Regions from separate parts of the Homo sapiens genome. Here region 1 is linked to region 2. A link is an interaction called in ENCODE POLR2A ChIA-PET data of the cell type or tissue named here. Cell type or tissue: PC-9. All regions are shown on one strand. Links, peaks and the distances in the headings refer to the core of each region. The heading gives the core; the rest is flanking DNA.

Evidence for each region. ChIA-PET counts read pairs that join two places held together with the same protein. Peaks named below come from ENCODE experiments on the same cell type or tissue, not always from the same donor. Only the 100,000 strongest peaks of a DNase experiment are listed, where the experiment ranks them.
Region 1: POLR2A ChIA-PET joins it to region 2 with 10 read pairs; 3 of 35 experiments call an interaction of 5 or more read pairs at or near these places.

What each region holds. Positions count from the first base shown.
Region 1 is chr2:236,619,033-236,628,939 of GRCh38, forward strand. No RefSeq gene overlaps it. Among named protein-coding and RNA genes, the nearest start is that of ACKR3, 54 kb to the left of the region's middle. RefSeq lists enhancers at 3,628-4,490, 7,748-8,247. In PC-9, for the core only: no CTCF peak of the experiment used is centred there; no DNase peak of the experiment used is centred there; H3K27me3 peaks cover 6,963 bases.
Region 2 is chr2:236,771,050-236,780,956 of GRCh38, forward strand. It overlaps LOC105373949 (a long non-coding RNA gene), which reads left to right. Exons shown (of 5, transcript XR_924026.3): 2 at 3,285-3,580; 3 at 5,861-5,975; 4 at 6,351-6,836; 5 at 9,237-9,907. Among named protein-coding and RNA genes, the nearest start is that of ACKR3, 210 kb to the left of the region's middle. RefSeq lists enhancers at 2,848-3,348, 3,349-3,849. In PC-9, for the core only: no CTCF peak of the experiment used is centred there; a DNase peak (open chromatin) is centred at 6,042; H3K27ac peaks cover 2,083 bases; H3K27me3 peaks cover 388 bases.

The DNA of each region.
Region 1 (9,907 bases), core at 1,347-9,346, 150 kb before region 2:
AGGGAAAAAAGTGGAACTAGAAAAGGAAGAAGCCATAGCATCGAGAGGCTCCAGGACCACGTGGGGACCAGCTACCCAGGGAGGAGAGTTGGAAGGAGAAGGGGTGGCCAGCGTGCAGACAGATCGGGGCGTGGCTGCCTCTTTCAGTGCAGGATACTCAGTGCTGAAGATGGTGCCTGGCGCGTACAGTAGGTGCTCAGTAAGTGTTGAGTGAATGAATGATTGAACAGTAGGTGAGGATGTTGCTACCTGCTGTAGAGAGACTATGTTGGTAGTGCTCGATCAGCTGCTTCCCAACGCTGGGCTTTCTAAATCCCCATGGGAAGCTGAGATATGGGGAGGGTGTGACCGTGAGACAGAGGAGAACTGGACCTGAACAAGGCTGGCTCCTCCACCTGCTCTGTTTCAGAGGCTTGGGGGCTGCCCTTAGAGTATGAGCTTTGTGGAGAGTTGCACTGGACCCACAGAGAAGGCGAAGGAGTGCCAACTGGAATTCTGAAGTGGATTTGCCATGCATAAGAAGCGAGAACGCTGTGAGGTTTCACGCCTTTGGGTTTTGTCCCACTTTCCGAAGGAGATGATGTTGAGACTCAGAAAGCACTGAGCATTGATTTCTATAAGCCAAGGAAATAGATTCGACTCCAACAAGATAACTCTATTATTCAGAAAACTTTTCCCCTCTTCCAGTCTTTCCTGCTTTGGGGACCACCGCCACGTTCTGCCTTCCACCTGTAACCCAATCATTGCAGCTGATTAAAGGGCAGACGTGGAAACTGACATGATGAGCTCTTTTCTTAACTGTCTCCCTTGCTTGCTCCATCCAGCAGATAGAGGATGGCTTTCCCTTGCTGTTCATTCACCAGAGCTGCTGGAGCCCTTCACATTTTATTATGTTTGCTTACAGAATAAACGTGGAATGAAATGTACAGAATTCCCTGAAGCTGATACTGCCATAGACAGGGATGAACGGCAACACTGCCTCCCCGCAGAAAGCTCCAAGGCTTAAGCCTTGCACAGACCAGTGGATGCTGCTAAACCCAGAGCTTCTTGAATTCCTCTTCCTGATTGGTCCTGTGTACATGTCAGCCTCCTGTCAAGGGCTTTGATACTGGATTTCTTAGAATTCAGAGGAAGTTGTTTTGCAGAGTTTGTAAGTTAGTGTAAAATGAATTCTCTGTAAGGCTCTATGTTTACTCTTAGTAGAGAAGACCCCAGGTTGCAGGTTGGCTCAATCAAGCACTCATTCATTTATCCAACACCAAGGAGTGCCTAGCATGTGCCAGGCACAATGAATGCAAAGATGAAAAGGGCTCAGCCACTGATGGCTTCTCAAGAAGTTCAGGCTGGTGAGTTGGTGGAGTGACAAGCGTGCAAACAGCCTCTGAGGCTTTGCATGAGAGATGAGGTCTTCATGAGACACTCCCACTGCACAGAAGCTGGGGTGGCCCATGACTTGGGACAGTGCAGAAAGCCTCCCAGAAGAGCGGCATTTGGTGGGATCTTGAAAGAGGAAAAGCAGTTTTCTGGGTAAAAAAATAAGGGACAGTTTGAGTGTTGGGCCCTGTGGGTGAGAGAGAGCTGCACCCAACCCCTCCTGAAAAATCTGTTCCTGTGTCAATGCAGGGAACACAGTGTGGGGGCAGAGAGACATGGCAGGAGACAGCTGGGGCGGAGGGTGAAGGGCCAGCAACAGGCTGACAGCAAAGAAATGGAAATAAAAGAGCAGCATGGCTGATGGTGGACAGTGGAGGTGAAGCAGGGGGATGGGAGCCCGGAGGCTGGGGGCAGGGGGAGCATGTCCCAGAGAGTACCAGGGTCACAGCCACATCACAGCTCAGCAGAGGGGCAGCCTTGGCAGGTGCTTATTTGGGAGGTGGGAAAGGTAGAAAAAGGGGGCTTCCTGGAGGCTATAGGCTACCTCTGCGATTTCATTCAGAGAGGTGACAGGTCTGTCATGGTCTCGGGGACACTGGGAAAGGAGCAGAGTTTAGGGGAAGAATCAGGGAGTTGATGTAAGATCCAAGAAATGGGCCAAGCAGGAAAAATCCAAGAGGGTAGGAGAGAACCAGACAGGGGATCTGTCCAGGGCAAGAGAAATTCATGGAGCAGAGGGAGCTGTGAGAGCAGCCCAGGGCTGCAGGTGCATCCAGCGCTCCAGTGCCCAGCACAGCCGTGAGCCGGGTCAGGGAAGCGGGAGACACCCGAGGACCAGGTGGTGGCCAGCAGCAAATGGGAGATGACCAAGTGGGGACAGGGGGAGCATATGCCTCTTTCAAAAGAAGAGAGAGGGGGAGCAGAACTCTGATGGGTACAGTTGAGGGAAGAGTTGCTCCGAGACGTGCGACTTGGCCTGTTTGGAAAATGGTGCCCCTGCTTACTCTGCAGGGAGCTAAAGCTGTGCAGCCCCTTCTCGCCTCTGCCTTCACCCCTAGAGCTCTTCTTCCCTCACCCTCACCTCTTCCCTCCCTCCCACCTTCGTTCCATCCAACTGTGGGGCCAGGTGGAGTGGATGTCCATCTTCAATCCTCTCTCTTCTGCTCTAACCCGATTCTGTTGATTTTGTGTAGCCCTATCTGCCTTTCCACTGCAGTTTTTGATTGTGTGACCATCTTGTTTCTTAGGGAGGAGGGCTGGTGCGTCCCTTGTCTTCTCGTCACCATCCCACAGAGGCCTGGACACAAGAGAGGCACAAAGAGAAGGGACTCACCTCTGTAGCTGGGAAGAGTCCACAGGGGTCACACAACCCCCAGGATCTGGCTGATGCCTGTGCCCTGCCCCCCATGGCATTCGCAGTCCCCAGGTGTGGGTCATGTGCTCCAGTGATGGGGAGGTTACCCCTCCGGAGCAGCCTATTGTTATCTTCGTAATCACAGTGACAGATACTAACACACCACAGGACTTGTGGCAGGACATTCACAAGCGGGTTCTCACTCCCTATGAGACTGCGGGTGGCTGGCTCCACTGCTCCCTCCACAGATACGCAAGCGGTGCTTGGAGCAGACTAGTGGCGTTGTGCAGGAGCACAAGGTACGGAAACAGAAGAGCTGGCTGGGAACCCAAACCCAAGACACGCGCTTTCCCCACCGTGTCGCACAGCCTCATGAGATCGCCATATGTGGTACCTCGTAGGTGTGGAAGGCACCTGGAAGGCACTAAGCTGTGCGGTTGGGTGGCAGAACAGGTCCTGACTGGAGGAGCTGCTGGCAGCACTCTGGTGAGAGGCTTTGAAGGGGACTGATGGGTTAGCAAGGTGTGCCTGGTGCCCGGTGGGTTCAGAGGCAGAGACCGGGTTTTAGCCTGGTACTTTCTCAGAGACCTGCCTGACAGCACGGACAGGCTTCCAGTCGGGTGAGTCACGGTTGGTCTAGAAGGGCATGAATCTTGTAGGGACTCCCCATGGAAGATGCTGGCGTGCTGGGGGTGGGAGGCCTGGGAGGCAGTGGAGGTGTGGGGGATGGAAGGGTGTCCTGGGGCCTCCTGGAAGGAAGAAGAGGCCTGCCTGCCTGGATGAAGTGAAGTCTCCCCCCAACCACCCCATGAACCCTGCTTCCTGCTTATCTTATTTTATAAACTAAGAACAGAAACAATAAAAACAAGCAGACAACAATACTTCAAACAATGAAAGGAAAACTGTGAGGCAGAGTGAACCCTAGGAAAAAATAATTTAAAACAATGAAGTTTTCAATAACGTAAAGATCATCTGAAAGCAACGCTGGGGTTTTGGGGCCCAGAAGCCTCCTGGGCTTCCCGTGGGTCCTCCAGGCTGCTAGGGTGCACAGCCACCCTTGGGACTGTGTGCTCAGCCCTTGGCCTCGGCTCCTTGTGGCCCCTCTCTCCCTGGTGGACCCCCCCACATCTGGTGTGCAGTATTCCTGACCACAGCGAAGCTGGCCAGTCTGAGACTGCCCCAGTTGGGATGCCATGTCGGCGTCTTTGGGTCGAAGCCCCTGGGAGGAACACAGAGTCAGTGCCCTTGGACCTGCCTGCTCAGTCCCGTGATCAGTGTCACTGGATGCCAATGTGGAAGACCCATGGCTGAAATTTGCAAATGACAGAAGTCTGTCAAGATGTTGAATTTGCTGGAAACAATTCCAGAGGCAAAGAGACCTCCCTGGGCTGGATTCTGCTGCGAACACCACATGCTGAAATGTGACTGTGATGGAGCTGCTTCTGCACCCCAGTGTGAGCTTCAGAGGCCTCTCCTCTCTTGCCGCATGAGGAACGCCAGCCCCACTGGGGGTAATTTGTCTATGATGCTACCTCATGGAACACATGGAAAGTTCCAAGTTTCATGGAACATGAAAAGATACACGATGCATATTCCTTTATGAATTCCTGCCAGGAAAAGTTGGTCTGGACTACCTGCCTAGTAGGCATCCTTTTACCAGCCATGGGAAACCTGTCATGCTTCCCTCTGTGCTCTATTTTCCAGGAAGCCTGCGCAAAAGCTTGCTTGGATGTAATAACCAGCTTATTTCAAGAAACTGGAGGACTTTTCTCTGCCAGGTCTGTTCTTTCATATACTTGTAGCTTCTCCATTTTGCCTTGTTGTGTGCTGTTTACATGCATGTTTTTTATAAGATATTCAAATGCCTGTGTAGTTAAGCAATGAGTGTTATTTCATTTTATTTATTTACTTATTGATATTTTGAGACAAGGTCTTAATCTGTCACCCATGCTGGAGTGCAGTGACGTGATCTTGGCTCACTGCAGCCTTGACCTCCTGGGCTCAGGGGACCCTCCCACCTCAGCCTCCTGAGTAGCTAGGACTACAGATGCGCACCACCATACCCGGGTAATTTTTGTATTTTTTGTAGAGATGAAGGTCTTGCAATGTTCCCCAGGCTGGTCTCAAACTCCAGGACTCAAGCAATCTGCCCACCTCGGCCTCCTAAAGTGCTGGGATTAAAAGGGTGAGCCACCACACCCGGCCAGTAGGGGTTATTTTAAAGTCTGACTCTTAGATACAGAAAAGCCACTGGTAAAGAATGGTCAGGCAGCAAAGAGTTGCTTTAGCAACGGGTAGGCTGAAAATGCCTTGGAGGAGTCAGGCCGCTGTAAATAGAGTGAGACTGGACAAGGGCGTGACTGTACGGAGACCTGAGACGGAAATAGCCAACCACGTCAAGGCTGTGGAAGATGCTCAGGCCACATCCCCTCTAGAGCATGGCCTCGAGTCCTAGGCTGGGCTTCAAGAGGGGTGGGGGCAGGCTCTGGGTGTTCAGTGTTCAAGCTGATGGGCCGTGTTGGTCAGAGAATGAGAGGGACTGAACCGCGGTGGTAATGTTTGGAGGATGTGGCTGTGGATTAGACTAATTCTGTGCGCTCCTGGCCCAGTGAGGAGAAGCTGGCTGAGTGCAAAGCCTCCCCAGGCCTTCTGCATCTAGTGGGAAGTAATGGTGATGAGGTCCCCGTCAAGGAAGGCATTCAGGAGGAGGCACTTGACCATTTTCCTAGGATGGAGTAGAGGGGCTTTGTGCATGAGGTAGGGTTGAGTTTCTGAACCTGAGAGTCAATTATCCACCTCCTATTGACAGGCTGACATGGGAAACCTCAGCAGATCCATGCAAACACACAGATTCTACCAGGGGCCATGAGGAGCGTCCCCGCATCTGAGCTGGCCTCCTTGTCTCCACTTTTTCAGGACCTGACACTGTGTCCCTCAGCCTGCTGTTCATCTGCTTGGTGTAGGTTGGGTAGCAGGTTCTGGGAGAAGAATGGGGGACTGAGGACTTGGAAACCTTCCTGTGGGATGTTCCTGGGCTGGGGGTGAGGTGTGGAGGGGAGGAGGGGCCTGTTGGTTCCTTGTTTCTGAAGCTGAGGCTTTCAGGCTGGAGCAGTCAGGTCTGCAGGAAACACCATCCCAGGCCTGTCTCCAGCTTCCCTTCACTTCTCTATCCTAAAGTTCTCCTGGGGGTTTTGGTTTCAGAAAAGTTCCTGTTGACATAAGGCTTTGGGCACTTTGGGTGACTTTGCCTCATTGGCTGCTGTATTTAGGCAGTGAGGAGGGGTGTGATGGGTCTGTGGATGTGGACCTCAGGGCCGGGAATACAAAGGTGAGGCGCATCCCAGAATGTCACCGTGACATTCAACAACTCCACTCCACATACATGGATTGAGCTCCCAGGAGCAAAGCCAGGGAAGCCACAGGGAACTCCTGAGTGCTCAGAGGCAGCGTCAGGAGCAGCGGATCCTCATGGAATGGGGCCAGGAGCTCCAGGAGGCAAACATAGGGTGCAGGATGGGAGGTCAAGAACAAGCCCTGCTGAGTCCCCACCCTGTGCCAAGTGCAGTGGGCACAGGGCTGCAGAAGTGTCCAAGGCTCGATTCCTGTAAGGAGCTGAGTGTGGAGGGCTTGGGACATTGGGGGAGGCCACTGTATGCCTAGGAACTGTAAGGCACAGTGTGGCCAGCAGACGGACACCCCACAAGGCCCATTCACCCATGATGTGGAGGGTCCCCCGGCGTTGGGCTATGCAGAAGTCCCAGTGGTCAGTGAATTGGGGATTTTGACACAAGAGCTAGAGGGGCACAGCAAGGGGCAGTGACTTGTGTGTGTGTGTGGGGGGGGGCGGGTCACAGTGAAGAGGTGACACCCTCATCCGTCAGGCAGGAAGTGAGGGCATCCATGCAGCTGGCGCAGGCGTCCACTCTGTGGGCAGCAAGACCAGGCGTCACTCCCCCTGTTTTGTAGCCCACTAACTCTGGGCCTTGTTGGCTTCCCGGACATTTGTTAGTAATAGAGAAACTGATTACACATGTGACCAGGCTCTCTGACAATGATTTCCCTCTAACAATTTCCAGGTTTTTAATCCAATTCATCAGCCATTCTAGAGTGAGTGCTTCACGAAGTCCAAGTAAGGAGCTGGCAATAATAATAAAAACTGAAGAAAGGAGAGAGGGGAAGGAAACTGAGGCCATCCCAAAGATTAAGATAAGTTTAAGCAAGCCCAGGAATGAAGAGCAGGAGTGGGGAGGCCATCGGCGAGGTGGAGCTGCTCAGGATGGGGCAGCTGCCTTGTGCTGGCCACAGGCCAGTGTGGGGAGGAAAGGGTGAGCTCTTGGAGCTCCTGGCTCAGCCTCGCTTCCGAAGCAGCATCCCTCATCTCAGTACTCTACCCCTCGTCTCAGTACTCCACCCCACGGCTCACTTTCTGTCTGGAAACCTTTCCACAGTCAAAAGACTCCTCTCAAGTCCCAAGAGCACCAACTCTCCACTGTTCAGAATCCCATCTCACCCACCTTGTTGCCCTTGTGACTGGATCCATGTCCACTGCGGAAGGAGTGTAGAGGTGTGAGAAAGGCCCAGAGAGGCGTCCCGGGTGGCTCCTTTCTCTCTGGAACCAGGACTGCAATGTAGCCTGGGTGTTCACCATTATGGACTTCCGAGCCTTTTAGACAAAGGGCCATTCATTACCATCAACGGTTCTCCGGAAAGCGCCCTAGAAGCAGCTCCCTCCTTGCCTGTGGGTCCAAGTTGTCAGGGTCTCCCTCTCAGTGTGGAAGCATCCTTGGGCTGGCCAGCCCCCGTGGAGTCACTTAGGGAATCTGGCAGGCTCCCATAGGCAGGGGCCACCCAGAGGAAGGACCTGCATACTACCACCCTCAGGGAACAGCCTGGCCAGGCTCTCAGCGGGGGCAGCATTTGAGGCTCTGAGAAGCAGAGCTGATGTCTGGCTCGGGCAGACTGGCCAGAACAAAACAGCCGATCCAAGGCAAGAGTTCCAGCTGGCAGACAAATTTCCCTGTGGGACCCACGGACCTGATGTTCTGCCCATGAGTCTCAGGGTGAGAGGGTGCTGGGGTGCGGTGGGCCCTGGCAGGACCCCCCTGTTCCCATCTCAACCAGAGAGATGCCACTGGATCAGTTTGACACATTGCAATCCCACGGAGGTTTTGGGGGATGCAGGGAGAGGTTTGCTCTTGCTGAGATGTTCGAGACCATTCGCGCAGCAGACGAGGCATGCGAGGCGCTCTCCCATGTGGTGGCTTCTTCGTCTCAGCCCCACCTGCTGCTGCCACATAAGTGCCTCACTTGTTTCTTCGTTGCCTTCCGTCCCCCCAGCACAGGAGCTGCCATGGGCTCAAGTTCTGTGCATTTTGTTCCTTGTTGGGTTCCCCACGCCTAAAACTGTGCCTGGTTCATGTCAACCCCTAAGAAATATTTGTTAATTGAGCAAGTGAAGTGCAGGGGTGGGATTCAGGAGACCCAGGTGTAAACCCAGCCCCACCGCCTGACTTTGATGAAAGGATTCAACATCTCTATTCCTGAAGCTGAGACCATCCCGGCCGCTACTGTCCACAGTGGGTGAGTCCTGGATTCCAGATTCCATCCGCACAAGGCTGAGGATGGCTCTCCTGTCTCCTAAGTGAATATCCGAGGTCGGTTCCTCCTCAGCAGCCCAGGGTGGAGGTGAGGCTGGCCAGCGGAGGGAGGCCCCACAGGTCATCTACCAAAAACCTACACTGGGACAGCTTTCCCCACACGGCGGGCAGCATTCTTCACGCTGTCCACACAGGGCCCTTCACTCAGAGCGGCCCACAATGCTCAAGCTCCCTGACACAGCCTTTGGGTCCCTGCTGATGTAGGGACCCCATGACCTGGATTCCAGGGTCTTCATCACCTCTTGGCCCTGTGGTTGTGGGAGAGTCACCTCTCTGGGCCTCGGTTTCCACATCCATAAAATAAAATTAAGATGCTCACATCACAGGTGACGGACGAGGGGTAACAGAGGTCACAGCTTGCAAGGCCTTTGGTGCAGTGCAGGGAACAGTGCATGCTGGACGCCCCGTCAGCCCCCATTGTCTGCCCCCTTCTCATTATTTAGGGTGCACGGGCTCAGACCCTCCACCTCAGAGCCCTCAGGGAGCCTGGGGACATTCCACTCTCAAACAATATCCCAGAACCCAGGGCATTTGAGGATTCCAGAGTGGAAGTTTCAGCTAAGCGATGCCAAGAAGGAATCTGCCGTTGAACTGAAGCCCCAGCCCACCTGGGGCAGTGGGAGCTGGTGTGGCCGAGGGCCTGGCTTGGCAGGTGCCTGATCCTGACCTCACGCAGCTCCTGGCCCTCACCTTCCTCCAGGCAGTGACCTGCAGGGGAGGGACCAGGCCATTTCAGGGATGTCCCTGGGAAAGCGGGAAACACAAGGACAAGAGAAATTTACTTACTGGTGTCACTCATGAGGTTTCTCTTGTGCTAATGAATTAGCCAAACGATTCCTCTTCCATGCCATCAGAGGGAGTTTTAGGGAGAAAAATCATGTCTGTGCCATTTGAGGACTCACCCGCTGTGGGACAGTAGTGGCCGGGATAGTCTCGGCTTCTAGAATAGACCGTGCATCTCAAAACGCCTGAAAAGGAGGGGAATGGATGCTGCCACCGTGAGGAGGCCCGAGCAGACAGCCCCGGGAGCCTGGGGTTCTCTCTGCTTGGCCCTTGCGACCCTTGCTGTGCAGCCTGTCCCATCCGCCTCCCTGAACGTCAGCAGGATGGCTGTTGCTGTTCCTGATGTCATATGCAGGAGTCCAGTGGACAATACAGAAGGACTGTCCCTTCCATGGGAAAGGAGCCTTTTCTGTGGCCCCTACCAGGCCCTGGTCCCACAATCAATGATGATGCCAGGTCTGGCCCATGGGCAGGGACAAGGCCAGTGCACACTGGGGTTCTGTCAGCAAAGAAGGGAGGTGGGCATACGGTGACATGACAGAGCCGACCCCAGTGACGGGTGGAGGACCTGCTTTTCTCCTGTGTGTGGGGACAGTGGCCCCAGTGACAGGCAGAGGACTCTCTTCCGTCCTGTGTGTGGGGACAGTGACCCCAATGACAGGTGGAGGACCCTCTTCCCTCCTGTGTGTGGGGACAGTGGCCCCAGTGACAGGCAGAGGACCCTCTTCCCTCCTGTGTG
Region 2 (9,907 bases), core at 1,240-9,239:
CTAAAATGAGGCAACCCCATAGAAGCAGAGAGTAGAATGGTGGTTGGCAGGGGCTGGGGGCTGGGGAAATAGGGAGATGTTAGTCAAGGGGTACAAAATTTCCCTTGTGCAAGCTAGGTTCTGCTGATCTAATGTGCAGCCTGGTGACCATAGGGAACAATATTGCATTGCACACTTGCAATTTGCTAAGAGAGTGAAAATTAATGTCTCAACACAAAAAGAGGCAACAATGTGAGGTGATGGGTCTGTCACCTGGCTTGAATGTGGTGATCATTTCACAATGTGTACATCTATCAAAACAACTAATTGTACAAATTAAATATGCACAATTTCTAGTTGTGAATTATTCCCCCAATAAAGCTAAAACAGTTAAAATAAGACACATTTCTTTCTTTCTTTTTTTCTTTTTTTGAGATGGAGTATTACTCTGTCACCCAGGCTGGAGTGTAGTGGTGCAATCTTGGCTCAGTGCCTCCACCTCCCGGGTTCAAGCAGTTATCCTGCCTCAGTCTCCCAAGTAGCTGGGATTACAGGCGCCCACCATCACGCCTGGCTAATTTTTTTGTAGTTTTAGTAGAGACAGGGTTTCACCATGTTAGCCAGGCTGGATTCGAACTTCTGACCTCAAGTGATCTGCCCACCTTGGCCTCCCAAAGTGTTAGGATTACAGGCATGAGCCACTGCGCCCTGTCTCTCTCTTTTTTTTTTTTTTTTAAGGATCTACTCCTTTCTTGTGAATCCACAATCCTGACAGCGTGTGCATTCCAGCTGCCACGGAGAAAGTGCTGGGTGCAGGGCCTGGGTTCAGATATAGAGTATTGGCCACCTCCAGGGTCCCCACTCCCTCAATACCCCTTTGGATGGGGCACCATGCCTGGAGGTGGGAGAGTGAGAGACAGGGAGGTGAGAGGGCTGGATAGCCCTCCTGGCTCTTGCCTTCTAGCAGGGGCAGCCACAGCCCTACCATGGCTGAGGGGAGCCAGCGCTCTCTGCTCTGGGAAGGGACTGCTTCCTGCCAGGTTCCCCTCTGAGAAGTGCACTTCCAAACCAAGTCCACAGGTGCCCCGAAAGAGACTATCCATGCAAGGGAGAAACAAGAAAGAGGATCTTTCCATTTCCGCTCCTCCCAGGTGGTGAGGATGTTCCAAGGCCAGCAGAAAATTTGTATTCCCCTCTGCAATGTCGGAAGCTCTGTGTCTTGCTATCTGCAATGATTTTGAGCTCTGTGAACAGAACATTTTCCTGCAAAGGGTGGGGAGCTCCTGACCCTCTGTACCCCTTTGCATCAAAGGGGACCGTCCCCTGATTCATGTGTGACTCGGGCCACCCAGTTCCATGTCCACAGACGGCATTCTGGTCACTTCCTTGCGTCGTTGTCTACGTGGAGTTCCTATCACTGCAACTTCCTTTATAATGAGTGAGATATCCTGGACGAAAGCATTGTGTGATCACGCTGCTGGGTGGCAGGTTTATTGATGTATTTCACCAACAGAAACCTTAGGATGGGATGCACTGGTCCAGCTGGTCATTTGGCTGGTGGTTGTGAAGATCCTGCCCCAGGGCTACCCCAGCACTTGGCCCTTTCAAGAACGGCTCGATTAGGACAGTGTTCCTGCCTCAGTCTTTGCTAAAGTGGCCGCCTCCTATGCATCTTTCATCACTCGTCTCAGGTGGCTGATTCTTCAGAAGCCTTTGTCCCTCCTGCTGACACTGCAACATATCTGTCCTCAGCACGACTTGGTGCTCAATTCAAACGTCTATGTCAGCACGCGAGTCCTGTGCTAGCTTCCTTGGACTGCTGTACTAAAATACTACAACTTGATGGCTTAAAGCAACAGACACTTGTTCTCTGCAGTTCTGCAGGCCAGAGCCCACAGTCAAGGTGTTGGCCGCACTCCCTCTGCAGACTCTAGGGGAGACTCCACTCCCTGTCTCTTCCAGCTGTGGGGGCTCCTGGCATTCCTTGGCTTGGGGCTGCACCTGCAATCTGCCTCATCTTCCTGGCCATCCCTGCTGTGTCTATGTGCTGTTATAAACTCTCTTTTAAGGATTTAGGGCCACCCTAATACAGGATGATAGGAGAAAGAAATCAGCTCAAACACCTCTCCACCGAGGGTGGCTGGGCTTCATCATCCCATCAGAAAAGAAGCAGGCACCTTTTCACCCAGTCGCCAGACCTTGTGTTTCTTTCTGGTGAGATTTGTACATGTTCTTTGAGCACATTTGGTGACACAGATCACCATCCAGAGATCCCCAGCCCTGTCCATGTCGGCACGGCTGGTCTCTTCCCTGGGATGGCTCCTGCCCTGGATCCACTCTAGTTCACGCTGTGCTTGATGCAGAAACCCACTCACGCCAGCTGTGCTGCCTCAGCATCTCCCAGGAGGAGACGGACACATCCCAGGGGCCTGCAGAAGGCAGGCCTCAGGAATGACAGGCCAGACATCGGAACACCTTTCACAGGCTCTCTCTGGACAGACTGGCGCTTGGCTTGGGAAGGGAAAAGAGGCCATCGATACCTCCTGGCCTTTTTTTTTCTTTTCTTTTCTTTTTTTGAGACAGAGTTTCACTCTTGTTGCCCAGGCTGGAGTGCAGTGGCACAATCTCGGCTCACTGCAAACCTCTGCCTCCCGGGTTCAAGCGATTCTCCTGCCTCAGCCTCCTGAATAGCTGGGATTACAGGCATGCTCCACCATACCCGGCTAATTTTTTTGTATTTTTAGTAGAGACTGGGTTTCTCCATGTTGGTCAGGCTGCCTCCTGGCCTTTTTAACTGTAAAGCTCTTAACGCTGACGAGGCTTGGGATCTCTTAGATCCAAACTGAAAAAATTCTGAGAGGTTTGCTGGCCTGGCTTGGGCCAAGTGTCCACCTCCTGGGGAACCAGCTGTGGCTGGGGGGCTGGAACCTGTCCTTCAATATCATGGGGATAAAAGGGGTGGGGAATGGGATGCTGTGGGGGCTGGGGCCTGGGGTGGACAGCACCGCGTACGCTTGCTCCTGGAGATGGCCACTTGGGCAGAGCTCCCTTCCTGGGGACAGAGAAGCCCACAGGCCATTCAATGCTAGTTAAAGTGTCAGGACTTGACAAGAGGCTTAGTATGAAGGAGAACACTTTCAGGGGACCAAGTCAGAGATAAGTCTGCAACCACAGCAATGGCCCTTTAGAAAGCATTTAAGAGGCCTGGTGCTTTTTGAGCTGCTTTGATGACGTGGCAATGGCTGGAGGGGAAAAGCAGCGGCACAGCTGCCTGCCATTGGCCTGGTCTTTTTCACTGTGCTCAGTGTTGTCATCACGAAGCCTCTCATGCAGCGCGATGTCAGGATGGGCCCATGCGCGGGTGGAAGGCATGTGGGGGCCATGTTGCCAGCTGCGGATGGACAGGCTTCTGATATCAGGCTGTGACAGCACTGTCATCTCCCAAGAATCCAGCATCCGTCTGCATGGATTGCATGCCATCCTTGAATCCACTCACTTGCCCAGCCCCTGAACCAACTGATGAATGTGGTGAAGTCTTCCCTTCGTCACCCCAGGTGCAGCCACAGCCTCTGCAGCCACCCTGGGGGAGAGACAGCTCCAGGTAAGCGCACCCGCCCCTGGTTACATGAATATCCGTGGTTGCGTTTCATAAATCTGGACTTTGGTGATGGGGGTGGTGAGGGGTGGAGTGGGGGTGATAAGGGGCAGAGGGGGGAGAATTGGTTCAAATTTATTTTTTTGCAATTTATGATGTTGTAGATCTACGTTCTATTGTATCAACAAATGAAGAAGATGGAATGTTCACTTCAACACTTTTCTTATTGTAGATGAAATATTTGCTCATGGAAATCATTTAGGAAATATAAAAACATGTAAAAAAGAAAATGAAAATCACTTGTAAAATCACAGTTAATCACTGTTAACATTCCAATGCATTTTCTCGGAGGTTTTATTCTTTATAGCATGGTTTAGAGCCATTTCTCAAAGCTGAAGGAACATATGCATCATCTGGGGATCTTGAGAAAATTCAGGCTCTGATTCAGAAGGTGCGAGTGGGGCAGGGTCTGGTGCTGATGCTCGGGTCCTGGAACCGCACGTTTGAATATGGAGGGTTAGAGCTGGGACTTGGGCTGCAAATGCCACTTTTACCAGGCAAGAGTGCTGACAGCAGATTATTTGACCTCTCTGAGCCTCAGTGTTCTCATATAAAATGGGGATAGTATCTACCTGTAGAAAGTTTGAAAAGAACAAATGAGGTAAACTAAGCTGAGTTTTGCCTGTTAACCTGGCATATAATGAGTGTTCCATACATTGTAACTACATTAAAATGAGCCAATTTTTCATCAGGACAATGAAGTTTGTGTATAGGGCTTAATATCCGGCTTACTTTCTCTTGACGTCATATAGTGAGCATTTTTCCAATATTAAAAATTCTCTGAAAACATAATTTTAATAGCTGTATTTTAACAACTCCCACTGTGCAGATAGGTCATAATTTATTTGAGCATTTAAGATGTGGAAATAGTTGCTTTTTTGTGTATTTTTAATAATCTAGTGAAATCCTGTTAACATAGTAGATATTTTATGAGAGTTACTGGTTAAAAATGTGTATTATACTTTCCTTTTCTGGAAAACGAGGGTTACAGGCATTTTTAGAAACAACAGCTGTAGCAACTTACAGACTCTCAGGCAGGGATTTTTTTTTTTTTTTTTTTTTAAGTTCTGAGGGTTTCTAACATCCTAAGGGCTCTTGACAAAAGTTAAAGAAAAACGGTTATATTACTCTTCCTCAAAGAACACTGCAACACAAAACCAACAAACAAAATCATTATACTTCTAACTACAGTGAGTAAAATTAGAGATCTTCAGACAAAGATGTTTCATGCCTTTGCTCCCAGTGATTGAGAAGATAACTATAGAGAAGAAAGTGAGCAAATGTGGGAATAATCCCTGACATTTTACAAAAGAATTGCAAACACTTTATGATCCTTTTGTACTTTAAGAGGTATTATTTTTGTCTATTTCATAGGCACTAACCCATTTCAAAGACATTTCATAGACACGTTATGGAATTTATTTGAACCTTTGGAATGATGTTCATTTGGAATCCTTCGTAGGCATTTTCCAAGGTTCCCATCTGAGTGGGCTCCTGGAAGCCTGCTGTGAACCAGGGCTGTGTGCGTGGTTATCCCCACAGTGGGAAGCCGGAGCTGGGTCCAGGCCGGGGTTGTGACCACTAAGGTGGGCTGCATGGCAAGGTATCCACCTTCGATGGAGCAGTTTTCATAAGACTAGGGGGTGCTTCGTTGGCAGCAGCTTTTGCCTATGGCACAGGATAAAGGTTAATTGTTTTACTATCTTTATCAAGGATTTTGAAGTGTGGTGAGCGTGAGAGACTACGTAACCAGAGTAGGGCGATGGCCTGTGGCCTCCATTCCCTTTGCCTCATAAGGGCAAGTGTAGCTGCGTGGCACTCAAACCTCTGAAAACGTTCTACTGAGATCCAGACCTTGCAGATGTGAATTAGACATTCACAAAAAGCCTCTGGTGAGAAGCTGTTATTCCCACCAAATTCTATTATTCTCTGGCTAGTAGACCCCAAAGTTCTCTCCCCAGAAAAGTGTGCAAACTACAGCTGAACCTTTTAAGTATCGTGGTCTACTCTTCCCCTGAGACCTGTCTCTCCATCATCCACCAGCCACTGGCTCTAGAAACACAGGCCTCTGGTTAAACCCTGTGTCTGCCCCACTGGAACCACTCTGCCAGGTCACCTCTCCTGGGATTTGTCATGGACTGAGCTCTATGCTTTTGGTTTTTCCTTGTGGGAATCATAAGAAAACCATGAGTCATGCCCGGTGTCTCTTGGCATATTTCTTTCTAGATTCCCGCAAGGAGCAAAGAGATTTTTGACTTTGTCTTCTTTTATTGACATTGAGGAGAAGCTTCTGACTCAGGCGAGCCTCACAATAAGCTGTTTTTCAACTTCAGTAGACCCGGTATGTGTTCATCTGCTCTGATACTGTTTTTTTTTGTTTTTTTTTTTTTTTTTAAATCAGTAATCATGTTTATCCTGGGCAGCGTTGCCAGGACAAATATTATTTCATTGGTTTTAACATCTGTTCACATGAAATCTGATATTCAAATTCACCCCGGCCTGTTCCCTGATAGTGAATATACGTTAATGTGCCCCAGGGGCAGCTCACACCCAGCGTCTGTAACCAGCACCAGTTGTTTTCACCTTTGGGGGATGTGTGCATTTCTTTTTTTATTTTCTGAAGTAATGCATGTTCATTTTAACACATTTAAATGAGACCAAAATAAAGTTACAAAGGAGTGCTTCCCCACCTTTCCTTTCTTCTCCTCCTCAGCAGGACCTGCTAAGGTGAGGTGTTCTGGAAGGGTCTCTGCTCCTAGCAGTCACTGGCAGCTTGCCCAAATTGGAGAAGTTTAACATCTCTTTTCTCTGAGAAGTAAAATGTGTTTCTTTGGTGGATGTGAAACCAACAAACCACTGTGGTGCCTCTCTACATCTGAAGGATGAGCCAGCCAAGCCAGGGGAACTGACGACCCCACACACGTCTGCACTGCTGTGGCCGTGTTGAACACGGACTCCTTCTTCAGGGCAGCCTTGGGCCATCGGAGGGCTGCTGTATGCAGTGACGGCCACCAAGTGTCCTTGGCCAGGGGAGTGATTTACAGGGACTGAGATCCTGACTTGTGACCCAGACACGAATGCATCCTTGTTCCATTTTGTTATTGCTCAACCGTCATCTGGCCATCCCCAAAGCCCACCTCTGTGAGAAAGGCCAGTGCTTGTCCTCGTGACACCCCTGAGACCTCGATGGAGCAAGTCCCAGGTAAGAAGGATCCAGGTCACTAACACACAGGGACACTTTGCTCCTGGACCTGCTGGCTGTCCCTCTAGTCATGGAAGGGTTTATGCTCACAGCAGTCCGAGACTGGAAATGTTCTTCCGTAGAGTGGGAAGTCACTTCATCCACTCAAGCTGCTGGAGGTAACTATAAGGGGCCAGGTTTTAAGAAGCTTGGCTTAAGAGCACCTTTAAAAATTATGAGTGGAAAACATGTCATGCCTAAATGAGCTGCTGGTGTCTGCCTCCATTCATGCAGAAGCTGGTCTGTGACCTTACACACATCTTCTTTTTTAGGAATTACTGTGAAGTCCAAATGGGCCCCAAAGCTGCCTGCCCCTAAGAAGGCCTTCTTATATTTACCCAGAGGTCTGTGCCTTGATTGAAAGGATAATATGAGGCAAAGGGAAGAAGCTGAAAATTTATTGGATGTTTTTAAGGAATTTATTTTATTTTAAAAATGTTTAATTGTGCTAAAATACATATGAAATGTATCATCCTAATCGTTTTAAGAGTACATTTCAGTAGTAAGTACATTCACATTTTTGTGCAATTTTCGTCAACATCTCAAGAAGTTTTTCATCTCCCCCAACTGACACTCTGTCCGCACTAAACGCTAACTTCCTACTCCCCTCTCCCTCCCCTAGTAACCACCATCCTACTTTCTGTCTCTATTTTCTGTCTCTATCACTTTGACTGCTCTAGGGACCTCCTATAAGTGGAATCATACAGTATTTGCTTTCTGTGTCTGGCTTATTTTACTTAGCACGTCTTCAAGGTTCATCCATGTCAGAGCATGTATCAGCCTCTTCTTCTTTTTAAAGGCTGAATGATATTCCATTGTATGGATAGACCACATTTTATTGTTGTTGTTGTTGTTGTTTTGTGACGGAGTCTCGCTCTGTCGCCCAGGCTGGAGTGCGGTGGCGGGATCTCCGCTCACTGCAAGCTCCGCCTCCCAGGTTCACGCCATTTTCCTGCCTCAGCCTCCCGAGTAGCTGGGACTACAGGCGCCCGCCACTACGCCTGGCTAATTTTTTGTATTTTTAGTAGAGACGGGGTTTCACCGTGTTAGCCAGGATGGTCTCAATCTCCTGACGTGATCTGCCTGCCTTGCTCTCCCAAAGTGCTGGGATTACAGGCGTGAGCCACCGCGCCGGGCCAGACCACATTTTGTTTATCCAGCCATCCACTGAGGGGCATTTGGGTTGCTTCCGTGTTTTAGCCATTGTGCGTGCTGCCGCTATGAATATTTGTGTATGAATATCTGTTGAAGTCTCTGCTTTCATTTCTTTTGGGTATAAATCCAGATGTGGAATTGCTGGATCGTATGATAATTATATGTTTAATATTTTGAGGACCTACCATTGTTTTTTCACAGTGGCTGCACCATTTTATGTTCTCACCAGGAGTGTACACAAGAGTTCCAATTTCTCCACATTCTTGTCAACTCTTATTATTTTCTGTTTTTGATAGTAGCCATCCAAAAGGGTGTGAGGTTATATCTCACTGTGGTTTTCATTTGTTCTTCCCTAATGATTTATGATGTTGTATTAGTCAGGGTTCTTTAGAGGGACGGGACTAATAGGATAGATGTATATATGAAAGGGAGTTTATTAAGGAGTATTGACTCACATGATCACAAGGTGAAGTCCCACAATAGGCTTCACCAATAGGCCGTCTGCATCAAATGGCCATCTGCAATCTGAGGAGCAAGGAAGCCAGTCCAAGTCCCAAAACCTCAAAAGTATGGAAGCTGACAGTGCAGCCTTCAGTCTGTGACCAAAGGCCCGAAAGCCCCTGGCAAACCACTGGTGTAAGTCCAAGAGTCCAAAGAACTTGGAGTCTGATATTCGAGGGCAGGAAGCTTCCAGCATAGGAGAAAGATAAAGGCCAGAAGACTCAGCCAGTTTAGTCCTTCCACATTCTTCTGCCTGCTTTATTCTAGCTGCATGGGCAGCTGATTAGATTGTGCTCACCCATACTGAGGTGGGTCTGCCTCTCCCAGTCCACTGATTCAAATGTTAATCTCCTTTGGCAATACCCTCACAGACACACCCAGGAACAATACTTTGCATCCTTCAATCCAATCAAGTTGACACTCAATATTAACCATCACAGATGTTGAGCATCTTTTCATGTGGTTATTGGCCATTTATATATCTTCTTTAGAGAAATGTCTATTCAAGTCCTTTGCCCATTTTTTGTTGTTGTTGAGTCATAACAGTTGCTTATATATTCTGGATATTAAACCCATATCAGATATGGAATTTGCAAGTATTTTTTCCCATTCTGCAGGTTGTCTTTCCACTCTGTTGACTGTGTCCTTTGACATGCAGCAGTTTTAAATTTTGATATAGTCCAATTTGCCTATTTCTTCTTTTAGGGCCCATCATACATTTTTAAAGAAAATCTTCTTTTGGTGAGAAGATCAAAGGGCCAGGCAGAAATGGAAAAGCACTTTCTGGCATCAGACTTCCTCTGACTTCTCCGGTTGCCACACCACTGAAAGACTGCCCCACAGTGCGAGGGACGTCCACATCTGCCTGGCTCTCCGAGGGATGAACAGCCTTCAGTTCAGCTTCCTGTCACACCCCAAAATCCACCAGGGCTCTGCAGTCATAGAGCCCTGGAACCCAGAGGTGGAAACTTAAAGGAATGAGTGCTCTCTCGCTCCAAAACCACAGATATCTGGTCCATAGAGAACCCACCACACTTGTATACATTTTCATACGTCTGCGCACATACACAAATGCACAAACACATGTTCAGCTGTTGATAATCATCTGATCTTTTGCTCTTTCGATGTAAATATGGCCAGATATCTCTGGCTTTAATTCTCATTAAAATTTTGAAAGTTATACTTTCTATACAATATACATCATGGATGTCCAATCTTTTGGCTTCCCTGTGCCAGATTGAAAGAAGAAGAATTGTCTTGGGGCCTGGCGTGATGGCTCATGCCTATTAATTCCAACACTTTGGGAGGCGGAGGTGGGAGGATCACCTGAGATCAGGAGTTCACGACTAGCCTGGCCAACATGGTGAAACCCCCCC